2 separate regions of the Homo sapiens genome follow, and region 1 is linked to region 2. A link is a contact called in ENCODE Hi-C or POLR2A ChIA-PET data. All regions are on one chromosome and are shown on one strand. Each heading gives the region's core, a stretch centred on a gene start or an enhancer-like site at or near the end of the contact. The rest is flanking DNA. Distances are from core to core; before and after follow the strand shown.

What was found. Hi-C counts contacts between places; a loop is a spot of excess contacts on that map. ChIA-PET counts read pairs that join two places held with the same protein, here RNA polymerase II (POLR2A). Pooled maps may share reads with other maps.
Region 1: a loop to region 2 is called in a pooled map, with 4 times the contacts of the local background. The contact joins the promoter of CLIC1 here to the promoter of H2BC11 in region 2. A Hi-C loop is called at or near these places in 2 of 50 pooled maps. POLR2A ChIA-PET finds 5 or more read pairs at or near these places in 2 of 52 experiments (Panc1 and T-cell).

Annotation. Positions count from the first base shown.
Region 1 is chr6:31,733,690-31,740,617 of GRCh38, reverse strand. It overlaps CLIC1 (chloride intracellular channel 1), which reads left to right and starts at 4,088. Exons shown (of 6, transcript NM_001288.6): 1 at 4,088-4,356; 2 at 6,355-6,464; 3 at 6,657-6,782. The coding sequence starts at 4,318. It overlaps MSH5 (mutS homolog 5), which reads right to left and starts at 613. Exons shown (of 25, transcript NM_172166.4): 1 at 556-613; 2 at 5-164. The coding sequence starts at 151. It overlaps MSH5-SAPCD1 (MSH5-SAPCD1 readthrough (NMD candidate)), which reads right to left and starts at 670. Exons shown (of 29, transcript NR_037846.1): 1 at 556-670; 2 at 5-164. RefSeq lists a silencer at 1-129 and enhancers at 1-540, 541-1,171, 3,013-3,887, 5,612-5,906, 5,581-6,780.
Region 2 is chr6:27,128,419-27,135,562 of GRCh38, reverse strand. It overlaps H2BC11 (H2B clustered histone 11), which reads left to right and starts at 2,768. Exons shown (of 1, transcript NM_021058.4): 1 at 2,768-3,247. The coding sequence starts at 2,813. The coding sequence ends at 3,193. H2AC11 (H2A clustered histone 11) reads right to left here and starts at 2,520. Exons shown (of 1, transcript NM_021064.5): 1 at 2,028-2,520. The coding sequence starts at 2,491. The coding sequence ends at 2,099. RefSeq lists enhancers at 1,838-2,353, 2,049-2,388, 2,354-2,867, 2,999-3,068, 3,079-3,148 and 2 more.

The sequences.
Region 1 (6,928 bases), core at 2,839-5,338, 4.6 Mb before region 2:
AGACCTCGGCCAGCTCCTCCTCCTCCTCGACTTCCTCCTCCTCGGCCTCCCTGGGGCCCGGCACTGGGGCCGGGCTGGGGAAGCCGGAGGAGGCCGCCCCAGGTCTCGGTCCCTGCGGTGTCCTCCTTGGGTTCGCTCCTAAGGAGGCCATGAGCTTGGAGGCTCTGCGGATGCAAAAAGTGAGGGCGGTTCGGAAGCAACGATTCACAGAGGAGGCCGGGGTAGGGTGGCGCGCAGAATGCAAAGCACTAAGTACTTCTGCTACAGGGCTGCGGGGCAGGGCTGAGGGGCGTGGAGAGCTGTGGACACAGGAGGTGAATTCTCGGGTATTTAACTAAAGTACAGATTGTGGGAAACTCCACGCGCCCCACCCTCATTCCTGTCACGCGGAGGTTACCCTTTGGAAGGAAGGGGTCTGAGGGCCCTGTGGGGCGAGTCGTGCACGTCTTATGTCTCTGCCTCTGCCAACCACGCGCCAGGACCCCAGCCTCACGCGCTTATCTTCCTCCTCCCCCAGCTGCCGCCATCGCAGCGTTTTCCCGCCTTTTCAGTAACCTGAGTCGCTACAGGTGGGAGAACGCCCCGCTGACCGACCGCCACGAGCCTGCAAAAGGAGCGCGCCGGCGCGTGAGCGAGGTGCGCGCGCACGCGCCCCGCCCTCCTAACCGCTGTTGATTGGAGAGGCCCGGATCCAGCCTAGAGATCCGACAGGGCGAGGAGGAGAAGCGGACTGCCGTAGCTGAAGAGTCTGGACGCTGATTGGCCTATTTGCCTTCGGGGCGGGTCCAGAACGTTCAAACTTCCCGCCCTCTGCCGTTGCTTAGCAGCCGGGCCTCTAGCACTCACTGTTTCTGGGATTTGATTGGCGCAGTGGGAAGCCCGCGAGAAGGTCGGACCAGGGTCCGTAGTCCCAGTCCCTGGAAGGGGTTTGGGACCGTTGCGGGGGTTTTGAGGGGGAGGCCAAACTTAAAGAGCCAGAGGCGCTTATTTTTTTTCCTGCAACAACTCTTAAGTTAATATTTGTACCCTCTGAGTTAATATTTATACAGAGCTTAGAACAGTGCCTGGCAAACAAAGTAAGACCTAAATGAGCGGTGTTTCAAATAAATAAGCGGAAACAAGCAGGACTTCTGTCTCAGCCCTACCGTGCCTGTTTCCTGGGTACAGGGTATGACCACCCCCATAATGGCACGACAGGGCCTAATTTATTATTTAAACCCTTCAAGCAGAGGTGGAAGCATTCGAATTACATCAAATTCTGGCAGAGAGAAGTAGTTCTGATCAGAACACTCACACCCCTACTGGGACATGCCCATACCCCTTCGCACTTCTACACACCCCTGAAGACAGAGAGGTATCTATCATTCATGCATTCGGCAACTATTTAGTGCCTATTTTGGGCCAGGGGTTGGACTCAAAGCGGTGAACATAATGAAGTCACTGCTCCATAAAGCTTATTTGTGCGTCTGTGTGTGTGTGTGTGTGTGTGTGTGTGTGTGTGTGTGTTGCGGGGGTGGGGTTATGAGGGAGAAAGAAAAAAAATATATATATATATATATATAATCCCTTTAAATGCACCATCCTCCCCAGCTTTGTTCCTAGTACCCTGAGATGGGGAGATTCCTCCCCAGCCCCCCAACCCAAGAAGTTAGGAAAGATGGTGGGGGTGAGATGACCTAGCTGTGCTAACCAGTAATTGGAAAATCCCCTCCAGCAAGAAAGGTGGGGGAACAGAGTTAAGGGCTGGGTTAATGGTTACCCCTGGCAAATCTGTTGAGCAATGGAGCTATAGAAACTTGGAGGAGGTTGGTGACAGCTCTGGGGAGTGTCAGGGAGGGACCCACCTTCCAATCTGGGGTGTGAAGAGATTAGGGACTAGTTTACCAAGCCCAGGAAGGGGAGGGAGTGGAAAGAGAAGCCCAGAGAGGGAAAGAGGAGCTACTGAGATAGGAGAAATGCAGGGACAGGGAGGTGAGATGGAGGGAAACCTCTGTTGCAGGATTTGGGGGTACAGCCCTGGCTCTGCTGGATGGTTCCAGGAGAGGGCAGCGTTGCCTGTCACCTGGTAAATTAAGGCACGATACCCTGTGGGTAGTCATGCCAGCCAGCCAAAGTCAATATTGATATCAAGGCAGCTGTAGCTATAAAGCTGTAGGAGAGAAAAGAGAGGCCGGGAGAGGCTGCCAAACCTGTTTGATCTTCAAGCTGGCCCCATTTACCTAAGGCTTCTCTTGGACACAGACCAGTTGGAACAGGAGAGGACCCTGAGAAGTAGAGTTGTTTTGATCCCCTCCCCTCAATGGGAAGGGGTCCTGTGTGCAGATTTTGAGGGTCACCATGAGGGAATTCACACCCACACAGAGGCATGGAATCATACCCTTACAGGATGTTACAGTTCAAGGGAACGAACACCAAAGATAGCCTTTCTGTCGGGAGGAGAGAAAAAGGCCCTCCCACAAGCAGGAGAAAACCCACAGAAGAGGAAGCACAAGAGGAAACCACCAACTGCTGGTTTCCAGCAGCACATCACGTCACTCCACCCCACTCCTCCCCCAAGTCTCTCCCTTTCTTTAAGTTTCAAGCTCTGTTTTAGTTCTGTGTTCTTGCACTCCACCATGGTTTTCTGGAACTGTAGGTCTTTTGTTGGACAGAGGGTGATGAGGAGGATAGAGAAGGGATGGTTGGACAGGAGAGAAATTCAGGATATGGAGGCTGGAATTCTGGGTTTATTTTTTCAGCAGGTCATAAAGGTTTAATAGAAATCAAGGTTACTGGAGAGAGAGCTGCTCCTCCTATGTCCTCCCTGCTTATTTATTTAGGTGTCCCCAAGGACTCTACTCCCACTATTCTGTCTGATCTTTCTTTATCCCCATGACAGGACCAGCTAACAACACCCCTACCCCACCCCCTATACACATACTTCAGGATCGGGCCATGATAATCCCACCCCTCTGCCCCATCTCCAAGGCAACCTGTCAGTGAGACGAGGACAAAGGGCACAGGAAGGGGCCCCAATAGGAAACATAAGTGGAAGCACAAAGCTGACCAAGCTACAGGAACAGACCCCTCCCTGCAACAAAGCCCCTTGCCTCGGCTTTATGTTTCCTTCGCAAAAGACTTCGTCATCTCCCTTCCCATCCCTAACTCTACTTTCTTTTTCTTTTCTTCTTCTTCTTTTTTTTTTTTTTTTTTTGAGATGGAGTTTCGCTCTTATTGCCCAGGCTGGAGTGCAATGGCACCATCTCAGCTCACTGCAACCTTCACCTCCCGGGTTCAATTGATTCTCCTGCCTCAGCCTCCCAAGTAGCTGGGATTACAGGTGCCCACCACCCCGCCTGGCAAATTTTTGTATTTTTAGTAGAGACAGGGTTTCACCATGTTGGCCAGTCTGGTCTTGACTCCCTGACCTCAGGTGATCCACCCCCCTTGGCCTCCTAAAGTGTTGGGATTACAGGCGTGAGCCACCTCACCCGGCCCCTAACTCTATTTCCTATGCCCAATCCCAAGTGTAGGCCACAAGGACTGCAAGTCCTAGTGCTGAGCTGGGCCCGGAGACAGTAGACTGCGGGGGGCACAGGACCTACTGAGACACCAGTCTGGGCAGCTCAGGGAGTGCTGGCGTCACCCCTTCCCTAATCCCAGGCTGCATGGCTAACGGTTCCTATCTGCAGTCCCAGCCTTCCACTTCCGAGTTCTTCTCTCAGACCACAGTCCCAGCAACCCAGAATTTGGATTGGAGTCTGGAAGAAATGCAGAATGATTAAACGACCACCTTTCCATTTGAAGTCCCCATCCCTGAATCTTCACGGGTGTGCCCAAGCTGTTAGTGTCAAGTTTTTTATATGAGGGTCAGTCGGGTTGTACTCAGATTAATGAAGCAGGGAAACTGAGGCAGAAAAGAGTCCTGTGTTCAGGAGAGGTCGGAGAAACAAGGAGGTTTTCAGGACTCCTCCTTAACACCCCCATCCCCATCCTGTGGGAGATCCGAGGATTCCCCTTCCGGACTCACTCCCTACATCGTCGAGTCCCGCCCCCCTCCAGTCCCCTCCCCAGGTTCAGGGCGGGGCCGGTCGGTGAGTCAGCGGCTCTCTGATCCAGCCCGGGAGAGGACCGAGCTGGAGGAGCTGGGTGTGGGGTGCGTTGGGCTGGTGGGGAGGCCTAGTTTGGGTGCAAGTAGGTCTGATTGAGCTTGTGTTGTGCTGAAGGGACAGCCCTGGGTCTAGGGGAGAGAGTCCCTGAGTGTGAGACCCGCCTTCCCCGGTCCCAGCCCCTCCCAGTTCCCCCAGGGACGGCCACTTCCTGGTCCCCGACGCAACCATGGCTGAAGAACAACCGCAGGTCGAATTGTTCGTGAAGGTAAGAACACTTCTCTCCTCAGCCACCCAAATTCCTGGAAGCCAACTCTCACCTTTCCCCCGGTCCAGCCTTAACTCCCCAATCCCTTCCCTCCTTGACTCCCACCCCCAATCCCACGTGCACTCTTTGGTTGAGGGGTGGTTTTGAGAGGGGAAGACATTAACTTGTTAGCAAGTAATGAGAATTCTAGGATCAACCCTGAAAAGTTTGTAAAAGTGCAAGTTTCTAGCAGACTAAAGGAAGGGAAGTGGAGAAAAAGGAGAATTCCCAAAAGTGAGACTGGGGTGGGGTTAGAGGGCGAGCTGGTGAAGGGACAGTGGGGGCCCAGCAGGGTTTAGAAGGGACAGAGGGGAACCTCAGTTAGGACATGTGTCCCTACAAGATCTGAGGGTGAGTAGTGCAGTAGGAGAGGTGTGTGTGTGTGTGTGTGTGTGTGTGTGTGTGTGTGTGTGTGGATGGAGACGCTTCAGGGAAGACGGTGTGTTGAGGGAGGCCTGAGAGTGAGAGCAAGTAAATTGGGAAGCTTTGGAGGGGCGGAACAAAACAGGAGACTGGGATCGGAGTTTGAAAAGCAGAGCTGGAGAGGTGATCGGGTGGCATTGAATATCCCCAGGACTGGGGAAAGGGACAGAAGGGGAGGTGGCAAGAAGACGTGAGTTTAACGTAGCTACCACAAGGATGGGTGGGAGAGAGATCAGACGGAGGAGAAGAGCTCGGTTAGGGCATTTTGGGATTTGGGGGTTGGAGAAGTAGAAGACTTGCCCCAACTCTCTCCTCTCTCTGCGGGTGTGGGTAAGGAGAGATGGTCCTATGGCATTTGGGTAGCAAAACTGCAGGCAGCAGGCTTCTCGGTGTCACCCAGCCCCCCTCTGATTGCAGCGGCCGCTCCCCTCCCTACCGCTGCTGCATTCATTTCCCAGTCTTGGGACCTCCTGGCTGTGCCCCTCCCTCCCTTCCTTAACAGTGTCCTCTTCTCCCCGCTCCGTTTGTGTCTCTCCGTTGGCACGCACGTCTCCCCACTCTCCACTTTCCTGCCGCCTTTCTTTCCCCTTCCCCCCTTTTGTTTCTCTCATCTTTGTGTGTCTCTGCCTGTGTCTCCCTCTCCCTTCTGCTTGGGTTTCTCGGGCAGCCATTCCCTCTCCCTGGGCCCAGGGAAGTCGGAGCCTGCTTGGGTCCGCCCCCTTAGGTGTGGTCCCCACCTCACTCTCACATTCGCCTCCGGGGCTATTTTTACTCGTGGGTGAGGCTGTGCCGCAGAGATTCCGGCCCTGTGTCCTGTGAGAGGATGGTTATTGCAGTCAGAGGACTTGTGCTGGGAGACCCTGGCAGCAGGTTAGGGGTAGCCTTAGCTGCCCAGGCCTCATCCTCACTGTCCCTTCCCCCACATCCTTGACAGGAAGGAAGCCGGAGACAGAGAGATGAATCACCCTCAGCTTAGGGGGAGGTGTCCCTTGGGCCAATGAGGTCACCACTTGCTAATTAGAGGGCAGCCCCTCTCTGTAGGGCCCTCCACATCTCTAGCGCGAGGCCCAGGGCCCCTTGACTAGACTCCCCACCCAAAGACACCTTGGATTGGAGGTGTAGAGAACCAAAACTCTGGCTCCCAAACCCCACCCACCTCTCCTGTCTTCAGACTCTACTCCCTTCAGGAACCCAGAAATCCAGGCTTCTAGCCTACAACTCTGGCCTCACTGAAGTTCCACACCCTTCCCTCTCTAGGATTCAGATCCTCCCAAGTTCTCCAGGACCTCCTCCCTCTACCTACCTCCCACCTGTCCTCAGTGTCTGGGGAACCAGAAGCCTGCCTTTGCAAAACAGTTTCCCATTGATCTGCCTTAGGTTTGACCCAGGCCCAAGGGCAAAGAGCCCATAGTGAGGGGACAGTGTATGTGTCATGACTAGGCAGAAAACAGCTGGTCTGGGAGTGGGAATGCAGGGACTGGCCTAGGGATGGGTGGGGTGCATCAGGCATAACCTTGGGTTGGGGTTACTTTTCAGGCTGGCAGTGATGGGGCCAAGATTGGGAACTGCCCATTCTCCCAGAGACTGTTCATGGTACTGTGGCTCAAGGGAGTCACCTTCAATGTTACCACCGTTGACACCAAAAGGTAGGCCTGCTTATGTTCCTTGAAACACCCCTGGTGTACACATGTGTGCAAACACACACCCACCCGAGTCCTTCTGTCATGAACATTTTTGCCCTCCCCCTGGAGTCCCTTTCTTATCCCACGTCCTCCATTCCCCCTTTCTGGTTCTTCCTGACCCCCATTTCCAGTCCTGATTCCTGATCCTTTCTCCAGGCGGACCGAGACAGTGCAGAAGCTGTGCCCAGGGGGGCAGCTCCCATTCCTGCTGTATGGCACTGAAGTGCACACAGACACCAACAAGATTGAGGAATTTCTGGAGGCAGTGCTGTGCCCTCCCAGGTATAGGGGCACTCAGAAAGTGGAGAGGTGGAGCAGGGAGATTCTGGGAAACAGACAGTTTGCAGAAATGGAAAACAGAGATGGTGGTGGGGCTGGGGCAGGAGAGCTAGCTGAGGTTCCTCCCAGGAAGACATCTTACCTCATTT
Region 2 (7,144 bases), core at 1,519-4,018:
AACAAGAAACAGACACAGTAAAAGGTTATGAGATGTCAGTAGACTAAGTGCTAAAGAAATTCCAGATAGGAAGAGGAGGTATCTAGAGAAAAGGAGCTGAAAAGAAATGGGGTAGGTTGACCAAATTTTAGAGCAAGAGTTTTTAACCTGAGGTCCGTACTTATATGTCACAATGCCCCTAAGGAAAAAATTCAGCAATTGGAGGGTGTTGAAGGGGAAGTCTGTGAGTTTGGGTAGTAAAATATCTATTTTTAAAAACTTAACCTTGACTGAACTTGAACATTTCACTTTATTATGAATTTAGGCCACAAATCTCAGTACCTGTTACTTTGTAACCCAAAAGACATTAGATGTTTCATTTCTCATTACAATTGCTGAGTTATCGTGAAACATTTTTACTCCTCTAATTAGTAACAGCAATTAGGCTCACCAAATCATGTAATGTGTTAACTATATTAACAATATAACTATATAGTCTCATTTATCACTATGAAGTTTTAAAAATACTTTGATAACTGTAATTTAACTTTGTTTGGCATTTTATATACTTAAAACATCATTCTGAGATTTTCCATGTTACCAGACAGCCAAAAGTGTCTACAATACACAAGAAAAATGAGTTAACGTCTTCTTAAGATTACTTCAGAGTGGGCCGGGCGTGGTGGCTTACGCCGGTAATCCCAGCACTTTGGGAGGCCGAGGCCGGTGGATCACGAGGTCAGGACATCAAGACCATCCTGGCTAACACGGTGAAACCCCGTATCTACTAAAAATACAAAAAAGTAGCTGGGCATGGTGGCAGACGCCTGTAGCCCCAGCTACTCAGGAGGCTGAGGCAGGAGAATGGCGTGAACCCGGGAGGCGGAGCTTGCAGTGAGCCGAGATAGCGCCACTGCACTCCAGCCTGGGCGACAGAGCGAGACTCCGTCTCAAAAAAAAAAAAAAAATTACATCAGAGTTCAGTGAACAGAGGGAGGAGGCACAATTGTGCAATCTTGGCATGAGTATTCCTTATTTAGCTACAACACCAAAAGTTATTTGCACTACCGTAGTAAATAACCCTCCTTTACAGAAAACTGCCAGTCTTGCTAGGAGGCCTCAGTTTGTGTCAGGAACGCCCAATACCCTGTACTTTTCTAATAGTCATAAACATTTCTAATATTTCTAATGTACATTTCTAATACTCATCAACATTTGTTGAACCATATTATAATCCTCTATATATTTTCCCTCCTATCTGTGAGGCAGACATTTTAACAGTCTGTGTGCTAACACTTTACCTCAGATTTCTTCATGGGTTTTAAGGTTTATTATTAACTATCCTGTCAAGTTCTTCTAGGTAAGCAACTTGGGATATTAGGCCTTTCCAAATGAGCCATCTTTCTTGGGCTCCAGATAACGTCATCCCAGTATTTTACTCACTTCATTTTAAAGGAATACTTTGCAACATGCAGTAGGGTGGGTAAGAGAATGCTTCACAGCTATCCATCAGGAAAGATGTGAGTCTCTGACAGAGCCTTTGCAGGGAGGTGGACTATTGTGTCACAAAGTTCTTCAGCCTCGCTCTCGTGCAGCGGCGTCACCGCCGAGCTCTCGCAGGAGCGGCAGCTTGCTGATCAGCAGCTCGGAGTTCTGGTAGCGCCGAACGTCGCGCAGGGCCACTGTGCCGGGCACGTAGCGGCGGGACTTCTTCATGCCGCCCTGGCCCGCGTGGAACAGCTGTCTGCTAAATTCTAGCCCGGGCGATAACTCTTTTGGGCCAAAGTGCTTCAAGAACTCACGAAGCCACTGGTGCTCTGTGGACACACACTGATTAAGTTTAAAATTAAGTAATGGCCTAAGAGATTTGTTCACATCTTAACTTTTAAGCGTGGTAAAATCTGGACCACCTTCCCTCTAGTTTTTCTTTTAAATCTGCGGTGTTCGCTACACTGTTTTCAAAAAGATGGGTAATTTATGACTAGAGTCTTGTCCATGTCTCACTTTCTTTCACATGGAATAAATGTTAAGTTCTTTTAGAGAAGACGTGGGTGGCCCTGAAAAGAGCCGTTGGTTTGGACTCGATTTTACTTGAGCTGCCACAAACTAGTACAGATAGTTACTTGCCCTTCGCCTTGTGGTGGCTCTCAGTCTTTTTGGGCAGTAGCACGGCCTGAATGTTGGGCAGGACACCGCCCTGTGCGATGGTGACTTTGCCCAGCAGCTTGTTGAGCTCCTCGTCGTTGCGGATGGCCAGTTGGAGATGACGCGGGATGATGCGGGTCTTCTTGTTGTCGCGGGCCGCGTTGCCCGCCAGTTCCAGGATCTCGGCGGTCAGGTACTCCAGCACCGCTGCCAGATACACCGGCGCGCCGGCCCCGACCCGCTCGGCATAGTTGCCTTTGCGGAGCAGGCGGTGCACTCGGCCCACGGGGAACTGGAGACCGGCCCTAGAAGAGCGAGTCTTGGCCTTAGCGCGGGCTTTGCCTCCCTGCTTGCCACGTCCAGACATAGCGAGCGCAACTCACTACGAGCAACCACAAAGTGAACGGGAAAGGCGGCGCTTTTTATAAACACTATTGGGCGCGAAAAAGAAGACGTGTTGTTGGTTAGGGCTGCAGTTTAATTTCAACCAATAGTAGTGCGTCTTCTGGATTTGCGAATCCTGATTGGGCAGACCTGACCTCTGACGTTACCCTGAATAACTACCAATCAGACACAAGACTTCAACTCTTCACCTTATTTGCATAAGCGATTCTATATAAAAGCGCCTTGTCATACCCTGCTCACGCTGTTTTTCCTTTTCGTTGGCGCTTTATAGCTACACAGTGCTATGCCAGAGCCAGCGAAGTCTGCTCCCGCCCCGAAAAAGGGCTCCAAGAAGGCGGTGACTAAGGCGCAGAAGAAAGACGGCAAGAAGCGCAAGCGCAGCCGCAAGGAGAGCTATTCCATCTATGTGTACAAGGTTCTGAAGCAGGTCCACCCTGACACCGGCATTTCGTCCAAGGCCATGGGCATCATGAATTCGTTTGTGAACGACATTTTCGAGCGCATCGCAGGTGAGGCTTCCCGCCTGGCGCATTACAACAAGCGCTCGACCATCACCTCCAGGGAGATCCAGACGGCCGTGCGCCTGCTGCTGCCTGGGGAGTTGGCCAAGCACGCCGTGTCCGAGGGTACTAAGGCCGTCACCAAGTACACCAGCGCTAAGTAAACAGTGAGTTGGTTGCAAACTCTCAACCCTAACGGCTCTTTTAAGAGCCACCCATGTTCTCAAAGAAAGAGCTGGTGCTTGTATTCCTCCTCTGCTGGCCACTGACAAACCCTTGTAACTTGCTACTGTGTTTTTTGGTCTGAAGTAGAGCAGTTATTTAACTAATCCTTAGTGACTTTTTTTTTTTAGATCTGCCATTCTAATCTTAGAGTTAAGTAAGGAGATGGGAAATTTTCTATTATAAGTTCGAAACCAATTAAAATACGTTAGAAACCAATTAAAATACTCGTCGGTCCCCCGTCGGTTAGTGATTTGGAACAGTGCCAAGTTGCAGCGGTTGTCAGTTTGAATTTGCCCGGGCAACGCCCGCCCTTCCTCTGCATCCTGATTGGTTGTTGTATCCAGGAAGTCCACGGTCGGCTTGGGTGCGCCAAAGGAATCCAAACCCCGCCTTTATTTGGCCTTCCTTACAAACTCAGTAAACTGTCAGTTTCTCATTCTTTAGTATTTTATCGCTTTCGGGAAGGAGATTTATTTCTAATTAGTTTTCGTTGGATAGAGCGTTTTTTTTTTTAAAGGGACCCTTTATGGCAACATAATCAGTTTTTTTTTTTTTGAGAAGGAGACTTCCTCTGTCGCCCAGACTGGAGTGCGGTGGCGCGATCTCAGCTCACTGCAGCCTCCGCCTCCCGGGTTCCAGCGATTCTCCTGCTTCACCCTTCCGTGTAGCTGGGATTACAGGCATGCGCCACCATGCCCGGATAATTTTTGTATTTTTAGTAGAGATGGGGTTTCACCATGTTGGCTAGGCTGGTCTCGAACTGACTTCAGGTGATCCACTAGCCTCAGCCTTAAAGTGCTAGGATTACAGGCATGAGCCATCAAGCCCGGCTACAACGGAATTTGAATGCTGTAGTTTTCAGCCTGAGAAAGATCAATGCTTTATTTCTGATTAGAATACTATTTTCCCTTTATGGTATATCTATATAAGCAAAGGCATTAGAAGCCTAAACAGGACAATTCGGGGCGTAATGAAGGCAGAAAGCTTGAGGACATTTATCCCAGACTCTTTTCTGAAACAAGTCAATTTCAATTTTAAAACTCCTTTCGTTAGTATTTTAAATACTGTTTTTGACTTTGCCTAGAAGAAGTGAGGAAAAACAAGTTCCCCCTTATTCAGGTTGTCACAAATGAGAACCAGTCACCCAACAAACGATGTTGCTCTAGGTTGTAACTTCAGTCATGTGTCTCTTAGGTAAAAATCCAAGGTCTATAAAGCATTTGGAAGCTCCCACTATGACTAGGTTTTGGTTTCAAAGGTAGTAATTGTATATAAACTTGAGTTACTATCTAGTTTATTTAAAATGGATCTAAATTTAGCACAGTAATAACATCTAAAACAATTAGTATTTTTGTTAAATCCACTATCAAATACACACGTTTCCCTTGTTGACTCAAGTCCTGTTTTTTTCAAAGCCCAGTTAAATATTGCCTGCTTTATGAAATTTCTTCTGTTTTTTTAGCTTTTTCTCGGACACTTGTCCAGCCTTTGAAAACTGTCTGTAGAGTTTCTAAAATATGTATCTCTCTGAATTGCTATCTGGTTTGTTGTATATATTTCTATGTAGAAAATATACACTCAAGTTCTTTTCCTTCACCATAATCATCCCGTACTAAGGATAACTGAACTGTTATCAATTCTGTGAATAAACAGAACTTAAATTACTTTTATGACATTATTGTTATGTTACATGGGCCTCTGACCCTCTCTATTAATCCAAATAGTCAGATGATAATTTCCAAGCTAAATAACTTGCTTCTTTGTCTTACAGGATATAGAAATCAGAATAAAAAGCAGGGTTTGTAAGAAAAGGAGGATTGCGACTGACTCATGGGTATATTGTCCAGCCACAGGTGAAAATTTGTAAAGGCTAGGTTTTCGAAAACTATACAAAGTTAAGTTGAAAAGAACCCAGCTAATTCTCCTGTTACTCAGAAGACTAAACTGCCTAAGGGGTAATGAAACAAATGATCACCTTATGGGTTATTTTCATCTTGCTGGTGTCCCCTTAATAAGGACAAAGAGTTAATACTTTGCTTGAAAAACTGAATGGGACTGGGCGGGGTGGCTCACGCCTGTAATCCCAGAACTTTGGGAGGCCAAGGCTGGTAGATCACTTGAGGTCAGGAGATCGAGAGCAGCCCCTGCCCCTGGGGGATGGTGAAACCCCGTCCCTACTAAAAATACAAAAATTAGCCTGATGTGCTGGTGGGACCCTGTAATCCCAGCTATTCGGGAGGCTGAGGCAGGAGAATCACTTGACCCCAGGAGGCATAGGTTGCAGTGAGCCGAGATCGTGTCAGTGCATTCCAGCCTGGGCAACAGAGGGGACTCCGTCTCAAAAAAAAAAAAAAAAAAAGAAGAAAAACTGAATGCTGCAAGTTCAACCCATTACTAACCAGTTCCTGAAGAATTGGCTTTTTTCCCTTTTTTTTCCTCTGGCTTTTTCCTTCATTTTAAAAAGGGGGATGTAACAGTGCCTCTTGAGCAAATAGTTTTGGTATACTTAGAACAATGTCCTGTACATAGTAAGCATTCAATATATGTTGGCTAATACTACTGATGCCGGTTGTAACAGTAGTATTAGAAACCGTAACTCAAGTATGTCCATAAATGGCAATAGGGAAAAGAATTGCTGCCACTCAGCACAATTTGGAGTATTGAATGTCATTGTTTACTTTTTCTAGAAGGAGAGTGACCTAAGACACTGATCTAAACTGAATGTACATGGCTAATGGTTTGGATAGACAGATTTTTTTAAGTGGGCAAAAGTGGAGGTTGTGTTGACTGGAAGCTTTGGGGAACAGTGATACGGATGAATTTCCCAGAATGGTCCCAGAGTATGAGAATAATATCCCACGTGAATGCTAACCTAAATTCCCACTCTTCAGAGGAGGCTATCAACAATCAGGTACACATCAACCATATGGCTGTCATGTAGTCTCTTTTCCTATCACCCCACTTATTGCCCAAGTGATTTACTTGTAAACTGTGACCAGGGTGGTAGGCAATGATAGAGGTGATACTTGAGTTCTGTAGTATAGACTTAGCTCACCAAGGCTGACCTCTGGATACTGCTGCTGCTAAGTGTCCCATATGTCAGGGGAAGTATTCTTGTATTCTTGCAAGTATTTTGTCATGGATGAGGCAGAGATTTGTCTTCACTGAGATAAACACTCTAGATTTCGATATGCTTCACTTTCTTACATGCTATTGCTAGCAGGACCATCTGTGAACTTACTGAACGCTTTATACCTCATATCTCAACATTTTTTGGACCCATTTCTATACATTATACAGAAAGGGTAAGGTAATGCATGGGTGACCATGAGACTCGGTAGTCCTAATGTGTACCACATTCCTTATAAGCAGAAGTCTGAATTTTTGGAAGACTCAGTTAAAGTGGCATGTAGTCATTTAGCACCCTCTTGAAGTACTGTTCAATTTTGGACGTTATAGATGAGCTGAATAGTGACTAAGAAAAAGCATAATTTCTTCTGTAGACAAAATGCATTCGTTAAAGAAAGGAGAGGTAGGAATGGAGTGGTACCTCTCATATTACACTTAATAATAGCCAACTCAAAAAAGTTATGCTTTTCATGTTTCCAACTCAGGGCTCCCTGCTGTTTTTTTTTGTTTTAGAAAAGGAGGAGTACATACTCCCACCAGTAGTCATGGAGATGCCTCTGTTTATTGATTTACCAAAAATGATTTATTTTTATATGAAGTTTAAAGCAGTTTAAATTACATTCATTTGCTGGCTTAGAGAACTGTGGGAAGTCTTGACTTAATGGGTGTTGGGCTTTTGGACTCCTCCTCTGTTTGTCAGTTTTCTTTTTGTTTCTGTTTCCCCCCCTTCCCCCACTCCTCCCCTCTCTTTTTAGGGGCAT